Linked DNA regions of Homo sapiens: region 2 is linked to region 1. A link is an interaction called in ENCODE POLR2A ChIA-PET data of the cell type or tissue named here. Cell type or tissue: OCI-LY7. All regions are shown on one strand.

Region 1 (8,000 bases):
TATGTGGAAGTTGAAGATCTGGAAATTGATTCCCTGAACATTATGCATGGATCTGTACTCTTTAGAAAGTCTTTGAGTGAACCCAGCGGTATGTTATCCTGCTTTGAAAACTGCCACAATAAGTCACCAAAACACGTAATGTAAAATACGAAAGTGGTGGCAAAGATCACCTGACAGAATGGTCCACTAGAGACAAATGGCAGTAGTGAAGGAGTCTGTGTGTGTGTGTGAATGTGTGACATTTATTATGGGTGTTCTTTGTGCTGAGCATTTCACTGTTGTTTACTTAATCATCACAATTTTGTGAGATGCATGTCTTATTCCTGTTTTAACAAGGACAAAACAGGTGCACAGAGATTCAGTAACTTGGACAAGCCCTTAGTTGACAAATGGGATTTGATTCTACATCTCTCTGACTTTAAAAGTTGTGCTTTCCCATTATAAGATGTTATCTGCTATTACATTATATATTTCTATTAACTATACAATTCCACTTTTGTGCACATAGTGGTAACACGGTATATAATCAATTTGGACCAGCAGTAAAAATATGGAAAAGAGAAACGTACTATACATAAATAGTGGGGTTTAAAAAGTCAACTTTAGGGCAATAATTCCTATAGTTTGCAGTATGCTAAATGGAAGAGAGTACATGCCCACTATTGATCAAGGCATAGTATGTAGTACAAACTCACCATCACATATTTACATACATCTACATTGACATTCCCTGACAATTTAGAATGTGCCAAGCTCTGTACTCAACATTTTACATATATTGTCTCATTTAATCCTCATCCCTGTAACTGCAATGGTTTTTCTCATTTAACAGATGGAGACATTGAGGCGTGGGGAAGTAACTTCTTTCCCAGTTATACACAAGTTAAGAAGTGGGATTTGAATCTTAGTAGTCTTTTTTTTTTTTTTTTTTTTTTTTTTTTTTTTAACAGGGTCTCATTATGTCACCCGGGCAAGATCATAGCTCACTGCAGCCTTGAGCTCCTGGGCTCATATGATCTTCCTGCCTCAGCCTCCTCTTGAGTAGTTGGGACTACAGGCATGAGTCACCATGCCCAGCTAACTTTTTAATTTTTCCTTGGTAGAGAGGGAGTCTCACTATGTTGACTAGGCTGGTTTTGAACTCCTGGCCTCAAGCAAGCCTCCCACCTCGGCCTCACAAAGTTCTGGCCTTATAAGCATGAGCCACTAGCCTGGGCAACAGAGTGAGACTGTCTCTAAAGAAACAATAAAATAAATAAAGTATGGAATAATAAAATTTTAGTGAAAACTGTCTTGTTAGAAATAATGGCTATGAAAGTAAATTCGCAATGGAAGAACCTATAATTGGGAACATTTATTATGGACAAAATACGGATTGATAAAGTCATCATTAAAATATTTGAGTGGAAACTATTCCCAGTGAAAATTGTTTCAATGACATGAAAGTGAACATGGAAAAAATGGAAAATGTTTTAACCCTCCTGTATGGAAAATTGATCAATGAATTAAATTGGCTTGCTTGAGTTTATTGCAGAAAACGTTTTCCAACCAAAAATGATGTGTTGTTAGTATAGGGACCGTACAACTGGTTTAAGCCAATATGGATACATTATTATGAACTAAAGTCCTTACTTTTTTCAAGGTTTCCTTAGTTTTTACCTAATGTCTTTTTTTTGGTTCCAGGATCCCATCCAGATACATTTAGCCCCCTTGCCTCCTCAGGCTCCTTGAGGCTGTGACATTCTGTTAGACTTACCTTGTTGTCGATGACGTTGGCAGTTTTAAGGAGTACTTTGAGGTCAAGTACTTTGTAGAATGCTCCCCAATTGGGATTTGTCTGATATTTTTGTTATGATAAGACTGGGATAATGGGGTATTGGAAGGAAGACCACAGAGGTGAAGTGCTGCTCTTGTCACACCTATCAAGGGTATATACTGTCAATCTGACTTATCACTGTTGATGTTAACCTTGATCACCTGGCTGTGATAGTGTTTGTCTGGTTTCTCCACTCTAAAGTTACTCTTTTTTTTCTCTCTCTCTTTTCATCCTGTACTTTAAAAAATCTTCACATTCTCAAGGAGCTCCACGTTTTTTCCCCATCAACTTCCCTTGCATCAAGGACTTTGGGAGAGGGTTAAGAGAGCTGGGGACTGAGCCCCTGTGCTTTTAGAGTGTTTGTAACTGTGGCCTGGTTTATAATGTTTCTATAGATGTTTAATTATATTTACATCTAGAATAATATAATCTGAAAATTTGAAAGGGAAATTGATTATGCTGTGTATAGATGCTTTGATGCTTTACCAGCTCTCAGGGGAATACTAATGACACTCCTAGAAATGCATTGTGACTATCTGTTGGTATACATGTGCTTAGAATTTTTTTTTGACTGAGTTTTTTTAGAATAAGAGTAGCTTATTTGACTACTGATGACACAGAATTCTTTCAGTGCCACTTTGCCAGCCAGAAATCTCCACGGCTAGTGGCACCTCTGCCCAGGCTTTGCTTGGGCCCACTGGGCTTACTCTGCCCACTTGGCCCAGCAGACTGCGCTCAGGCTGTGCTACTGGTCTGGATCCTGCGCTTGCCTTGGCTCTGTGGTCAGCCCGCAGCTGGTCCAGGGGTGCCGTGACCAACTTCTACCTTGGATGCTGGTGTCTGGATGAGGGGGATGTGGCAGTGCCCAATAACTTGGAGATGCCAGCAACCACAGAGCCCCAAGGTGTGTTACAGCTTTTGCTTGGGGAGTCCTGAGGCCTGAGCCTCCAGAAAGTGTTACACTGTCGTTCATTTCTGCTGTCTGCAGCTTCAGTGAATGGGAGCGTGTCACAACTCATTGGGTCCTGCTGCCTGCAGCTCAGCAAATGGGGGCATGTTGGCACACAATGGTTTTTTCACTCCTATAGCTCGGCGAGCATGAGCATATGTTACAGCTCTTTTTGCACCTGCCATTCGCTCTTGTCCCATGACCAAGAGGAATGAGGTACGCGGACACTGGAGAGTGAACAAGGCAGAGAAGAATTTTATTGACTGACAGAAAAGCTCTCGATAAAGAGAGGGGACCCGAAGTGGGTAGCCCTCTGTGTGAGAGGGGGCCTGAAAGTGGATAGCCATCTGTAAGGCTGAGTCTGGGGTTTTTATGGGCTCAGAATGGGGTGTATGCTAATTGTTCCATGGGTGGGCCTGGAAAAAGCACCATTCAGTTGGCTAAAAGGCATCGAGGAAGTTCTCACTCTGGTTGTGGACTCCACCTGGAACTGGCAACTCGGTTTCAGGTTTCACTTGAAGGTCTGGTTTCACCGGAGACCTGTCCCTGTCTACCGAGGAATTTGTCTGTTTCCTACTGCTATAACTGAGATGAATACCATATTTCTTAAATATTGCTTAAAATGAAAACTGGGATGAATTATTAAATGGCTTTGTCAGATAATGCATGATTTAGAAGTACACATTTTTCTTACATAGACAAGTAAATGGAAAAGCTGTGTTTTAGAGGTTGAAAATATTAAGTACCACCATTAAAGTCAAGAAACATAAATATGGTTAACTCTAATTCCCTCTCCTGTCTTTGTTCTTATAGTATTTTATTTATAGTAGTTATACTTTGTGTTTATCCTTTTAATCATTCTGCTTTCAGCTACAGTTATCTGTGTACACTTGTATGTGTCTCTCACTAGAAAATAATGACAGTATTTTGAAGGTCAGGCTGGTGGCTTGTTTTCATATCCCCTACACGGCTACGCCTCTAGTGGGTCCTTCAAAAGTGAACTGAATTAAATTGAAGTATTTGGGGATATCTGGCTTGGAGAAGAAATTGTAGTGTGATGGCTGTTTTAACTGTTTGAAAGATGCCGTGGTGTATGGCTCCAGGGAACAGAACCTGGACTGATGGTGAAAGGTTAAGTAAGGCAGAATTTTATTCCACATAAGGAAAGCTTTGTAACAATTAAAGATATTTACAGTCATTAAGGGCTGCTTTGTAAGGCAGCATATAGATCACTTCCTGCATTCAAAATTGACACATGCAGTCAGATCCCAGGATGAAATGGTAGGTTACAATATAAAAAATAGGATTTTACATGAAAAGGTGTTGACATTTAAAACTCATCACAGGTTTCTTTAAATATCAGTGTGTGTTTGTCAATTCAAAGTATGATTTACTTTGCAAACATTCCTCTCAGGGTTTCTCACTGACACCTCTTTCCACAAAGTGAGGTACAGTTGTAGTGGACTGGACCTTGACTGAGCAGCATATCGTGCTGGAGTCTTTTATCACCAAAAGGGCTGATGTCTGCCCCAGTTTCCAGAGCAGAGTGTCTGTAAAAAACCTGCATGTGTCATATCAGCTTTCCTTCTCTTCAGCAAGTGAGGTGGAAAAAGTATGGGGAGGCCACGAAAGCCCATAGATAAATCTCCTACAGAAGCCCTGTCCCAAGAGGGCTGTGTTCCAGCCAACACTGATAAAGTGCAGAAAAATGTCTCCACATCTACCTTTTCTTTCTATATAGATATCTATCTGTTGTGCAGTATGCTTCATACTAGGAATCAGGACTCTCAGAAAGATTCTGGGAAAATTCCTGGTGGCTTATGAAACTTTGAGCAGTTGATTCCTGCATGGTTCAGTGCCTTGCAGAGTTAATGGGCTAGAAGTCTTGAGACTCCTTGGCTCACCTTCCTCCCAAGGCTTTAAAATAAGAGTTGTAGTTTGAGGGGCCCAACAAATAACACCTATCTTCATTGTGTGAGTTACTGTCAAGACAAAGAGTAAAGCGGAGTTTTAGGAATGTGATGTCTATCTGCAGGTAAGTGGACTTTATAATGACCTGTACTACAGAATTAAACAGTGGCCACCCCAAACTTCAGGCACAGGGAGGCTACTCTAGGGTAGAGCCAGAAGTATGATCCCTGTGGGTAACTTGCTCCCAGCGGGAGGAAGAAGAGGACATGCCTGGGCTGTGCATGTTTCTCCTTCTAAATTTACCCAGTAGATGAGTCACTGCATGTCCCTGTGACAAGGGCAGGGTAGAAAGTAGCCAGGAATGACACACTAATGATACGCCTCCTCACAGAAGGAATTTCCGCTAGAGAGAAAGATGCTTTCTCCTGCAGAAATAAGTTATAAAATCTAGAGAGAGCTCAGTCATTTAGTTCTACTTGCCGTACTTCAAGAGGATCTTCACTGCAGTTGTTTTGGTATGGAGTGATAGGAAAAAGTCAGGGAGGTTGTACGGTAAGCAAAATTGGAGAATGACTGCCCTTGTTCTACAAATAGAGGTAGGAAGGACTACATCATAGTCCTGTTTTCTGCTTTCCTTTTTTTGTGTGTGTGGCATTAACAAAATTGAGATATAATTTACATAACACTAAATATACAGTAGTTTTTAGTATATTCACAATGTTTTGCAGCATTACCATTAATTCCAGAACATTTCCATCACCCCTCCTTCCCTTTACCAGCTGCTTCCCATTCCCCACCTCATTCCCCCATTCCCCACTTCTTCCTCCATCCCCTGGCATGTTAAAGTGCCTCAGGGAAGTCAGGGACAAAGTCTCTGATGTCCTTGGCCTCTCCCTCAAGATTTCAAGATTGCTGCTTAGCTCCAATCATAATATTCATACCATGATTAGGAGAAAAAAGGGTACCAGTGCAATACCCCGACATGGAGAAACCACTAACTCCCAGCCAAGTCAGCCCCTGTTGAAGAGCTGTCTTGAAAGTCCCAACCAGTGATACGGCTTACATTTCATTGGCCATCCCCACTATAAGGAAGTCTGGGAAACATCAACTGGCACATTGCTGCCCCAAGTAAAATCAGAGTTCTGTTAGAAGGGAAGAATGGGAGAATGGATTTGGGGTATGCAACTAGCTGTGCCTGTCACAGTCGTTCATATATTAAATACACTTCTAAACAATTATTACATTTGATGTTTTTTTCCCAAGTAGTGACACAAAAGGACACATTACAAAAAGATTGTGATCTTGTGTCCATAACCTCTCCTTCAAAACACTGGCTCCGTAACCAAAAACAACCTAAATTTCTATTAAGTTCATATTGAATCTTTTTTTTTTTTTTTGAGACAGAGTTTCATTCTTGTTGCCCAGGCTGGAGTGCAATGGCGCGATGTGGGCTCACCGCAACCTCCGCCTACCAGGTTCAAGTGATTATCCTGCCTCAGCCTCCTGTGTAGCTGGGATTATAGGCATGTGCCACCACGCCTGGCTAATTTTTTGTATTTTTAGTAGAGACGGGGTTTCTCCATGTTGGTCAGGCTGGTCTTGAACTCCCGATCTCAGGTGATCCACCCTCCTCGGCCTCCCAAAGTGCTGGGATTACAGGTGTGAGCCACCACGCCCAGCCCATATTGAATCTTTTCTATATGATTTATTTCAGCCTTGTTTATTTCCATCTATTACTGCCTTAAGCAATGGGTGACACTTTTATTATCCACCCAGTTTGTCAAGAAGTATGAATTTAACCAAAAATTGTGCCTCAAACTTACTGTTTTAAGATTTAATAAATGCATGTGTGTATTGTTACCATTCATAGTTAAAAATGCTTTTATTTGTTTTTTTATTTGTTTGAAACAGAGTCTTGCTCTGTCACCCAGGCTAGAGTGCAGCAGTGTGATCACAGCTCACTGCAATCTCGACCTCACAGGCTCAATTGATCCTCCCCCACTCTATCCTCCCTAATAGCTGGGACTAGAGGCAAGTGCTATCATGTGCTATCTAAGACGCATGTGCTAACTAGAGGCATGTACTGTCATGCCCAGCTACGTTTTGTATTCATATTTTTTGTAGAGATGGGGTTTCACCATGTTGCCCAGGCTGGTCTTGAACTCTGGACTCAAGCAATTCATCTGCCTTGTCTTCCCAAAGTGCTGGGATTACAGGCATGAGCCACCATGCCCTGCCCCAAATGCTTTTAAATTTAAAACTTTGAAAATTTAAACCAAATTAACATATGCACATGGATTTAAAAAAAAAAACTCAAAACAGTATAGAAAAGCTGGTGATAAAAAGCAACAGCTACCATATCCTGCTCCAGTTTCCAACCCCAAATCCTGTATATTCTATAAAACAACCAATTTGACCATTTATTTTTAAAGTCTTGTGGTTTTTATGTCTTTTGTTATGTATATACTATGTGTGTTTGGGCCATAATCCTGAAAGATACAATTCCAAACGCCATAATCTTGCATGTTGAAATTCCAAAACATCAAAATCCTTAAAGTCTAAAATCCCCCAAATCACAGTTCTGAAAGATCAAAAATCCCAAAAATATAATCTGGAAAAAATCATTCAAAGAGTATTTAAAATACTAATTTTTGGCCAGGCACGGTGGTTCATACCTGTAATCCCAGCACTTTGGGAGGCCGAGGCGAGCAGATAACCAGAGGTCAGGAGTTTGAGACCAGCCTGGCCAACATGGTGAAACCCTGTCTCTACTAAAAATACAAAACTTAGCTGGAGATGGTGGCAGGCGCCTGTAATCCCAGCTACTCAGGAGGCTGAGGCAGGAGAATTGCTTGAACCTGGGAGGTGGAGGTTGCAGTGAGCCGAGATCGTGCCATTGCACTCCAGCCTGGGGAACAAGAACGAGACTATGTCTCAAAAAACAAAAACAAAACTAGTTTTTAAACATATTAAAAAGGGGATTCAGGCTGGGCACAGTGGCTCACGCCTGTAATCCCAGCACTTTGGGGGGCCGAGGTGGGCAATCACTTGAGGTCAGGCATTCAAGACCAGCCTGACCAACATGGAGAAACCTGGTTTCTACTAAAAATACAAAAATTAGCTGGGCATGGTGGTGCACGCCTATAATCCCAGCTACTCGGGAGGTTGAGGCGGAAGAATTGCTTGAACCTGGGAGAAGGAGGTTGCAGTGAGCGGAGATTGCACCACTGCACTCCAGCCTGGGCGACAGAGAGAGACTCCGACTCAAAAAAAATAAATAAATAAAAATAAAAAGGAGATTTATTTGAGAAACATTTAAAAACA
Region 2 (8,000 bases), 370 kb after region 1:
AAATAACTTTTAATGCTGGGATTTGACATTAAGAAATGAATGACAAAAATGGGACCAAATAAAATGCTGTAATTGGCCAGACATGGTAGCTCATGCCTGTAATCCCAGCACTTGGGGAGGCTGAGGTGGAAGGATCACTTGAGCTCAGGAGTTCAAGACTAGCCTAGGCAAAACCTGGTCTGTATTTAAAAAAAAAAAAAAAAAAAAAAAACCAGGCATGGTGGTGTGTGCCTACAGTCCCACCTACTCAGGAGGTAGAGGCAGGAGGATCACTTGAGCCCAGGAAGTTGAGGCTATAGTGAGCCATGATCATGCCACTGTGCTCCAACCTGGGCAACAGAGTGAGACCCTGTCTCAAAAAAAAAAAAAATAGTAAATGGTATAACTGAAAGTACCTTGAAAAAATATGGCAATATGCAGTTGCAAGTTGCTGATTTTTAGAATCATAATTCTAAGCCGGATGTGGTGGCTCACACCTGTAATCCCAGCACTTTGGGAGGCTGAAGTGGGTGGATCACTTAAGGCCAGGAGTTTGAGACCAGCCTGGCCAACATGGTGAAACCCCGTCTTACTAAAAATACAAAAATTAGCCAGGCGTGGTGGTGTGCATCTGTAATCTCTGTTCTTGGAAGGCTGAGGCATGAGAATCACTTGAACCTGGGAGGTGGAGGTTGCAGTGAGCTGAGATCGTGCCACTGCACTCCAGCCAGGCTGACAGAGAGAGGGCACCCTGTCTCAAAAAAAACCCAAAAATCACAATTCTGATTTGAGAGCTGATGACAGTTGCAGATGATTAAGAGCTTTTACAAAGAGCGTGCATACATTTAGCAATCTCTAATTGGGAATGTTTTGGAAAACACTCCTGAGAATGTAGGTTATTTATAGAAGATGTCCTTTACTTTGATATAATCTTCCTAATGTGGTTTTTATCAGTTGGATTTTTCTGGATCAACGAGAAGACCTATGAGCCTAAAATGTTTGTAATTCTAGCTGTGTTTCTATAAGAACATGAGAGAACCTCGGCATTAACCATTCTTGCTGGTCTCACAGAACACCCCAAAAATCTGTGCAGTTTTGCTGGAGTGATGACAGAGAATGGAAAACAAGTTTATGAATTTTTTTTTTTTTTTTTGTGAGGCGGAGTTGCACTTGTCACCCAGGCTGGAGTGCAATCTCAGCTCACTGCAACCTCCGCCTCCCAGGTTCAAGCGATTCTCTTCTTTCAGCCTCCTGAGTAGCTGGGATTACAGCTGCGTGCCACCATGCCCTGCTAACTTTTGTATTTTTAGTAGAGACAGGGTTTCACCATGTTGGCCAGGCTGGTCTTGAACTCCTGACCTCAGGTGATCCGCTCGCTTCGACCTCCCAAAGTGCTAGGAGTACAGGCAAGAGCCACAGTGCCTGGCCTGTTTATGAAGATTTTATAAACAGATTTCTAAATTCAGAAAGTATTTAAGGGATCCCCTCTGGTGGCACTTTAATTCAGATGGGGTCCACAAAATAGGAAAATATTTACTAGGAAATTTGAACAATCTTGAAATCACTGAAAATGGTGATGTGATTCTCCAGAAATTTCTGATTGGGAATAAGCACTTTGAAGTAATTGGCTATCTTATTAATCTGCTGTTCCTGAATTTCCCCTTAGTAGCGGACATGCTTTATTGTATTAAGTTGGATAACCACCTTAGTAGCAAAGATGGGCTTGGGCTTCAGTCTGGTCAATAGGCATCTTATTCAGGTAGATGCCAGATGGGAGGGATGGGGACAGCTTAGTGAAGAAGGATGAGGCTGGAGGTGACTCTTGAAAAATGATTAGTGTTAGTTGGAAAGATTAAGGTGTGGGAGAGTCCCACGCAGGGGAACAGCAGGCAGAAAGCCAGGGAGAGAGAAAACAGTGTGTTTTGAGGACCTCTTCTGCTGTGGCTGGAATAAAGAGGGCTGTGTTGAAGAGTGAAGGGAGCTGAGGCCAGGCAAAAACTCTTGCATGCCTTGAGAGGAGGTTTTACCCAAAAGACAAGTGAGGAGGGTGGTGAAACATTTTAGTCAAGCTTGTGTGTTCTTCAAAGCTCGTTTGAGCTCTGGCATGGAAGAGGATGGATTTCAGTTGGGCAAAATTCAGAGCAGGGAAACCAGTCAGGAAGTTGTGGCAATAATTTGGTTAAGAAACTCTAAGGGACCTTACTAAGGTCAAGGTTAGACTTTGTAAATTTTGGGGTCCAGAAAAACTGTTAATAAACTTAACCGACAGGAAGATTCCCCTGGCATCATAGCCTGTCACTGTGAGGATTTACCTTCTTTTTCACATAGTAATAGATTGTGAAAAGTCTCCAAAACCATACTCAAGGATTGAAGGTCACATTTTCTCTTTCGACCATTCTACACTTAGGTAGAAAAAAATTTCATTACCAACTAGATAATAGGATTTGAGCTGTTGTGGTTGACATTCTTGATGAAGGACTGATCAGAAATTCTTGGTCATCTTATGTAAGAATAACTTCTTGGAGTAAATATGTTCCTGAAGAGCTGCCATTTAAAGTAAACTTTTGAATATCATATCTTAAATGCTTTGTAATCATAAACATTTAAATTCTGTGGTTCAAGTAATCATTTTTAAGTAATTTACTTCTAATTTCTCTCTCTTTTTTTTTTGGAGACAAGGCTGTCACCCAGGCTGGAGTGCAGTGGTGCAAACACACTTCACTGCAGTCTCAACCTCCTTGGCTCAAGCAGTCCTTCTGCCTCAGCCTCTTGGTGTGGCTGGGACCACAGATGCATGCTGCCATACCTAGCTAACTTTTCTTTTCTTTTTATTTTTTGGTAGAGACGAGGTCTCGCCGTGTTGCCCAGGCTGGTCTTGAACTTCTAGGCTCAGGCAGTCCTCCACCTTGCCTCCCAAAGTGCTGGGATTACAGTCATGAGCCACTGCACCCAGTTTGTTTCTCTCTTTTTTAAATCCAAATTTTTCTATTAGGCTTTGCAAATAGGCCCTTAAAGAAATAGGCAGCATGGCTGGTAAACAAATTTTGTTCTTTAGATGTTTCCAGAGAAATAATGTGGTATTTTAAGAGCTTTTAACAAGAGACCTCAAGATAATTATTTTTAGGATATACCATAATTTAAAAAATAACTTCTGAATATGAGAGTAATACATTAAAGAATATTCCTGTAATCCTAGAGCTAAGCCATGCTATAATTCTGGTCCAGTTTACGGTTTGCGCTCACATATACACTCACATTTTTATACCCTTTGTTTTTATGGGTTGTATTCATGCTAAAAAATTGTTTTGAAAACACTTTTTATGGCTGTATAAAGTAGGTGTACCCTATTTCTAAAGTAGGTGTGCCCTATTACTGGACATTTAGTTTGTCTGCAGTTGTTTTTTTGTTTTTTTTTTTTTTTGCTACTATAGAAAAGCACAGTGATGAGCATCACTGCATTCATATTTTTATCTGAAGTTGCCTTTTCCCCTAGATCCCTGAAAGTGGATTTGCTGGGTCTGAGGAGTTTTACTTAACACCTTTTTCAAAGGCTGTGTCATTCCTGTGACCTCACTGCAGGTGGTGGACCTACTGCCCTTTGCACCAACTGACTGACTGCTGTGGTAGATGCCTTCGAACTTAGGCAAGCTAGTAACATTTTATATGGGGTTTGGTTTTTACTGAAAAGGTTTGCTTCTGGAACATTTATGTAAGTTACAGCAGTCTTCATGCTGAGGACACATGGACACGTCTCTTATGTCTCAAGCAAAGATACCCCCAGCCTGATGTAGAAATGTAATTGACTACTGAGTGGATTTCCTTTCATGTGGAATAGAATGAGATTTATTGGCTTGTATAAACTAGAGCAGAAAAGTTAATAGAAATAATAAAAGCTATCAGACTCTGTTTAGCTCTGTTATGCTATTACACTCAGATCCTTTAAAAACTGTGTTTAGAAAATTGTTGTGCAGTTTAATATGTCTGCAGAATATTGAATACAGTGTCCATCAGAAAATCTAATCCTTTTTTAAAGTTTAGATAGAACTAAATAACATATCTTTTTTTTTTTTTTTTTTTTTTGAGACAGGGTCTCACTCTATTGCCCAGACTGAAGTGCAGTGGCACAATCAGAGCTCACTGCAACCTCCGCTTCCTGGGTTCAAGGGATTCTCCCACCTCAGCCTGCTGCGTATCTGGGACCACAGGCACACACCACCATGCCTGGCTGATTTTTGCATGTTTTGTAGAGATGGGGTTTCGCCATGTTGCCCAGGCTGGTCTCAAACTCCTGGGCTTCAGTAATCCTCCCACCTCAGCCTCCCAAAGTGTTGGAATTACAGGCATGAACCACCGCACCCGGCCTAAGGAGCATATCTTGATGTTTCTAGTTTTCTTATAATTTCCTTCTGTGTTCTGGGTTGCTCTTACATATATATTCTATAAATTGTGTGTTTTGTGTTTTCTTTTTTGGGGGGTTGGGGGAGACAGTCTAACTCTTGTCACGCAGACTGGAGTGCAGTGGCGTGATCTCAGCTCACTGCAACCTCCCCCTCCCAGATTCAAGTGATTCTTGTGCCTCAGCAGAGTAACTGGGACTACAGGTGTGTATCACCACGCCTGGCTAATTTTTGTATTTTTAGTAGAGACAAGGTTTTGACATGTTGGCCCGGCTAGTCTTGAACTCCTTGCCTCAAGTTATCCACCTGCCTTGGCCTCCCAAAGTGTTGGGATTACAGGCATGAGCCACCACACCTGGCCTTATTTTTATGTGTTCTGAATTTAGGTTAAAATTGAAGAAGAGGGTCCAAGACTAAGTGCCAACATAGATATTTGCAGGTGAAATTGCTTTTCTTTGTGTAGCCCATGTTGTATTACTTAATAGCCTCTTAAACTGGAGACCCCTGATACCTTACATTCAAATGTGAGTGATGATAGGGTGTCTATCAAAGACAACAGAAGTTAATATAACTTCCCCAAAGTCACGTGAGTGGGTTACTCTCTTTACTTGGAACACATGCAAAGAAAGGGTCCTCCTTCAACACTTGAAGATAATCACAGTGTCATGCTCTTTCTCATAAATGCCACTGTAGAGAGTACAGAGAAAAATGCAATTAATGGTGCTACCCAAATCCTGAAAAGAATGAGGTACGGTGTAGGAATTGGACAGCAGACAGAGTGCAAGTTTTTACATAATTGTAATTAATACAGACATGACTTACTTGAGAAATTTAAAATGTGAATATTTTAAAAATTACAGAGGATGATTATTCACATTATAAAGTGACTCATCATCCCTTTTAAAAAGGACTTATCTTTTAAGAGGATATTCCTCTGGTGCATTTGAGTCCTTGTCTGCTCATTGTTTTAAACAACTTGCAGTTTTTTTAACAAATTACAGTATGACCTGTGATATTACCCAGACATTCAATTCCGAGGTATTTAACTAGAGATACCTAGGAATGAAATGAAAACACATATTCGTACAAAAAAAATACACAAATGTTTATAGCAGCTTTATTTGTAGTAACCCCAAACTGGAAACAACCTACATGTCCATCATGGGTGAATGGATAAACAAACTGTTGTAGCCATTTAATGGTATACTATTCAGCAGTAAAAACAAACTATTGGTATATGTAGCAACATCAGTGAATCTGAGAATAATTATACTGGGTAAGCAGCCAGACAAAAAAAGAGTTCTAACTGTATGATTCCATTTATATAGAAATTACAAACTAATCTCTAGCGACAGAAAGCAGATCCATGGTCGTCTGGAGGTGGAGAATAAGGGTAAGTGAGGATGGGCCAGGAGGCATGGACTCCAAAGAGGCATGGGAAACTTAGGAGTGATGGGTATGCTCATTTTGTTGATGGCAATGATGGTTTCACAGGTATATACATAGGTCAAAACTTGCCAAATTGTGTAATATGCACATTGTATATCAGTTATACCTGAATAAAGCTGTTTTTTTTTAAAAAAAAAAAAATGTCCTGAAAAAAGTTCTGTCTTCCCTTGTCTGCCAATTGCACCGTTCTTTATATCTCATCCAGCCTGCTCACAGTCAAGAACAGGGGCAGAAGTGGGCTGACAGGTGTAGTGCAGTGTGTGGAATGCTGTGACAGGTGTGGGCACAGAAGGTACAATGAAGACCCCCTGGAGGAGGTGAGCTTGAGGCGAGTGTAGAGAGGGCATCTCAGAGGCAATTCTGAGAATCATAGGAGGTTGCAGGTGTGTGGCAGAGGTTGGTCTGGAGGACAGCAGGGACCATACATTTGGAGCATTGTTTTGAAAGCGTTGTACATCACTGACGGGTGGTAAGCAGGGGACAGACAAAATCAACTCGGCTTTGCCCACTCTGGGAAGATGAAGAGGCAGGAATCCCAGGTTCAGAGCTCAAGGAACCCTTATGTGATGCCACCCCCTCAAATCTGTTTAAATCATATTAGGAGAACCTTGTTGTCCAAGAGGGCTCTGTCTTGCTAGACAGTTCTGCGTTGTCCAGGAAACTGCAGACTACATTGGAATCCTACCTGTACAAATACTTAAGATGTTTCATTTCAAAAATAAAGTGTTCTCTGTAGAAATTAAGGAAAATACACTTAAGAAAAATAAGAAAATTTAAATTGCCTTTAATCCCACCACCCAGTGCTAAATACTTTTAACATTTTGGTGTATATTGTTTCAGATATATGTATGTTTTAAAACAAAATTAGAATCATAATTTGCATGTGTTTTTACCTTTATTTCCTCTGAGCATTATTCCATGTTTTATGTAGACATAAAATATCATTGTTTTTATTTGATGCATGAGAGTCTACATATTATATGTATGGTGATTTATTTAACCAATAACCTCTTTTGGGGATTTTTTTGGTTGTATAATTTTGTTTAAAAATTCTGGGAAAACCATAATTACTTTATTAAAAAGCAAGTAAATCAAAGAATATAGTTAATTTTTTTATTAACAGGTGCAGTTTCTTAATTCATATTAAAGAAAAATAGCCTTGGTCTAGTAGACATTTTAACTAAATGAAGGGAGGATGGTCCCCTTCTAGAAGTACACATGGGCTTATACAGTAGTTCTTTGTTACCCAGTGATAATTATTTCATCTGTGCTATTCCCAAAAAGTAACCATCTATGGGAACTCTGTTGTTCCCAAAGGAAGATTTACTCCCCATATCAGAAATATGTTAAAAAAAAGTATAAATAGGCCAGGCACGATGACTCACACCTGTAATCCTAGAACTTTGGGAGGCTGAGGCAGGGTGGATTGCCTAAGCTCAGGAGTTCGAGACCAGCCTGGGCAACACAGTGAAACCCCGTCTCTACTAAAATACAAAAAATTAGCCAGGCATGTTGGCGGGCGCCTGTAATCCCAGCTACTCGGGAGGCTGAGGCTGGAGAATTGCTAGAACCCAGGAGGCGGAGGTTGCAGTGAGCCGAGATTGCGCCACTGCACTCCAGCCTGGGCGACAGAGTGATACTCCGTGTCTTAAAAAAAAAAAAAAAAAAAAGTATGAATAACAGTAACAGCTAACATTTTTTTTGGAATACTTTTATCTTCTACATATTATTAGAAGCATTTCACATGTATTAACTTATTTAGTCATCAAAACAGTTCTAGATGTAAGTTCAGTTATTTTTCTGTTTAACAGATACGTAGACAGAAGCACAGAATGTTAGTAACTTACCCAAATAAATGATCAACTTATATGAAAACATATCCATCATCACTAGTAAGCAGACTTGCAAATGATAATAACAAGCTATCACTTTGGAGACCTGCAGTGATCTTAGAAACTTAATACTTGACGCTGATTAAGGTAGAAGGAAACAGGCCCTCTGTACAAGGTTGATGGGAGGGTCCATTTCTGTAGAGCAGTTGGTTTCCTTCTAGAAAATTTATCCTATGAAGATAATTGGACAAGGTTATAATGATATTACTGTGCTCATGGAAGTATTGAGAATAGTGAACAACTATGTGTCCTGTAATAGGGACTTGGTTAAATAAATTTTGGT

Evidence for each region. Peaks named below come from ENCODE experiments on the same cell type or tissue, not always from the same donor. Only the 100,000 strongest peaks of a DNase experiment are listed, where the experiment ranks them.
Region 2: POLR2A ChIA-PET joins it to region 1 with 5 read pairs; 4 of 35 experiments call an interaction of 5 or more read pairs at or near these places.

The regions. Positions count from the first base shown.
Region 1 is chr2:54,118,139-54,126,138 of GRCh38, forward strand. The region is part of intron 1 of ACYP2 (acylphosphatase 2); the gene reads left to right. Among named protein-coding and RNA genes, the nearest start is that of ACYP2, 6.5 kb to the left of the region's middle. In OCI-LY7, no CTCF peak of the experiment used is centred here; no DNase peak of the experiment used is centred here.
Region 2 is chr2:54,488,965-54,496,964 of GRCh38, forward strand. The region is part of intron 1 of SPTBN1 (spectrin beta, non-erythrocytic 1); the gene reads left to right. It also overlaps the pseudogene C9orf85P1. Among named protein-coding and RNA genes, the nearest start is that of SPTBN1, 37 kb to the left of the region's middle. In OCI-LY7, no CTCF peak of the experiment used is centred here; a DNase peak (open chromatin) is centred at 4,607; H3K27ac peaks cover 696 bases.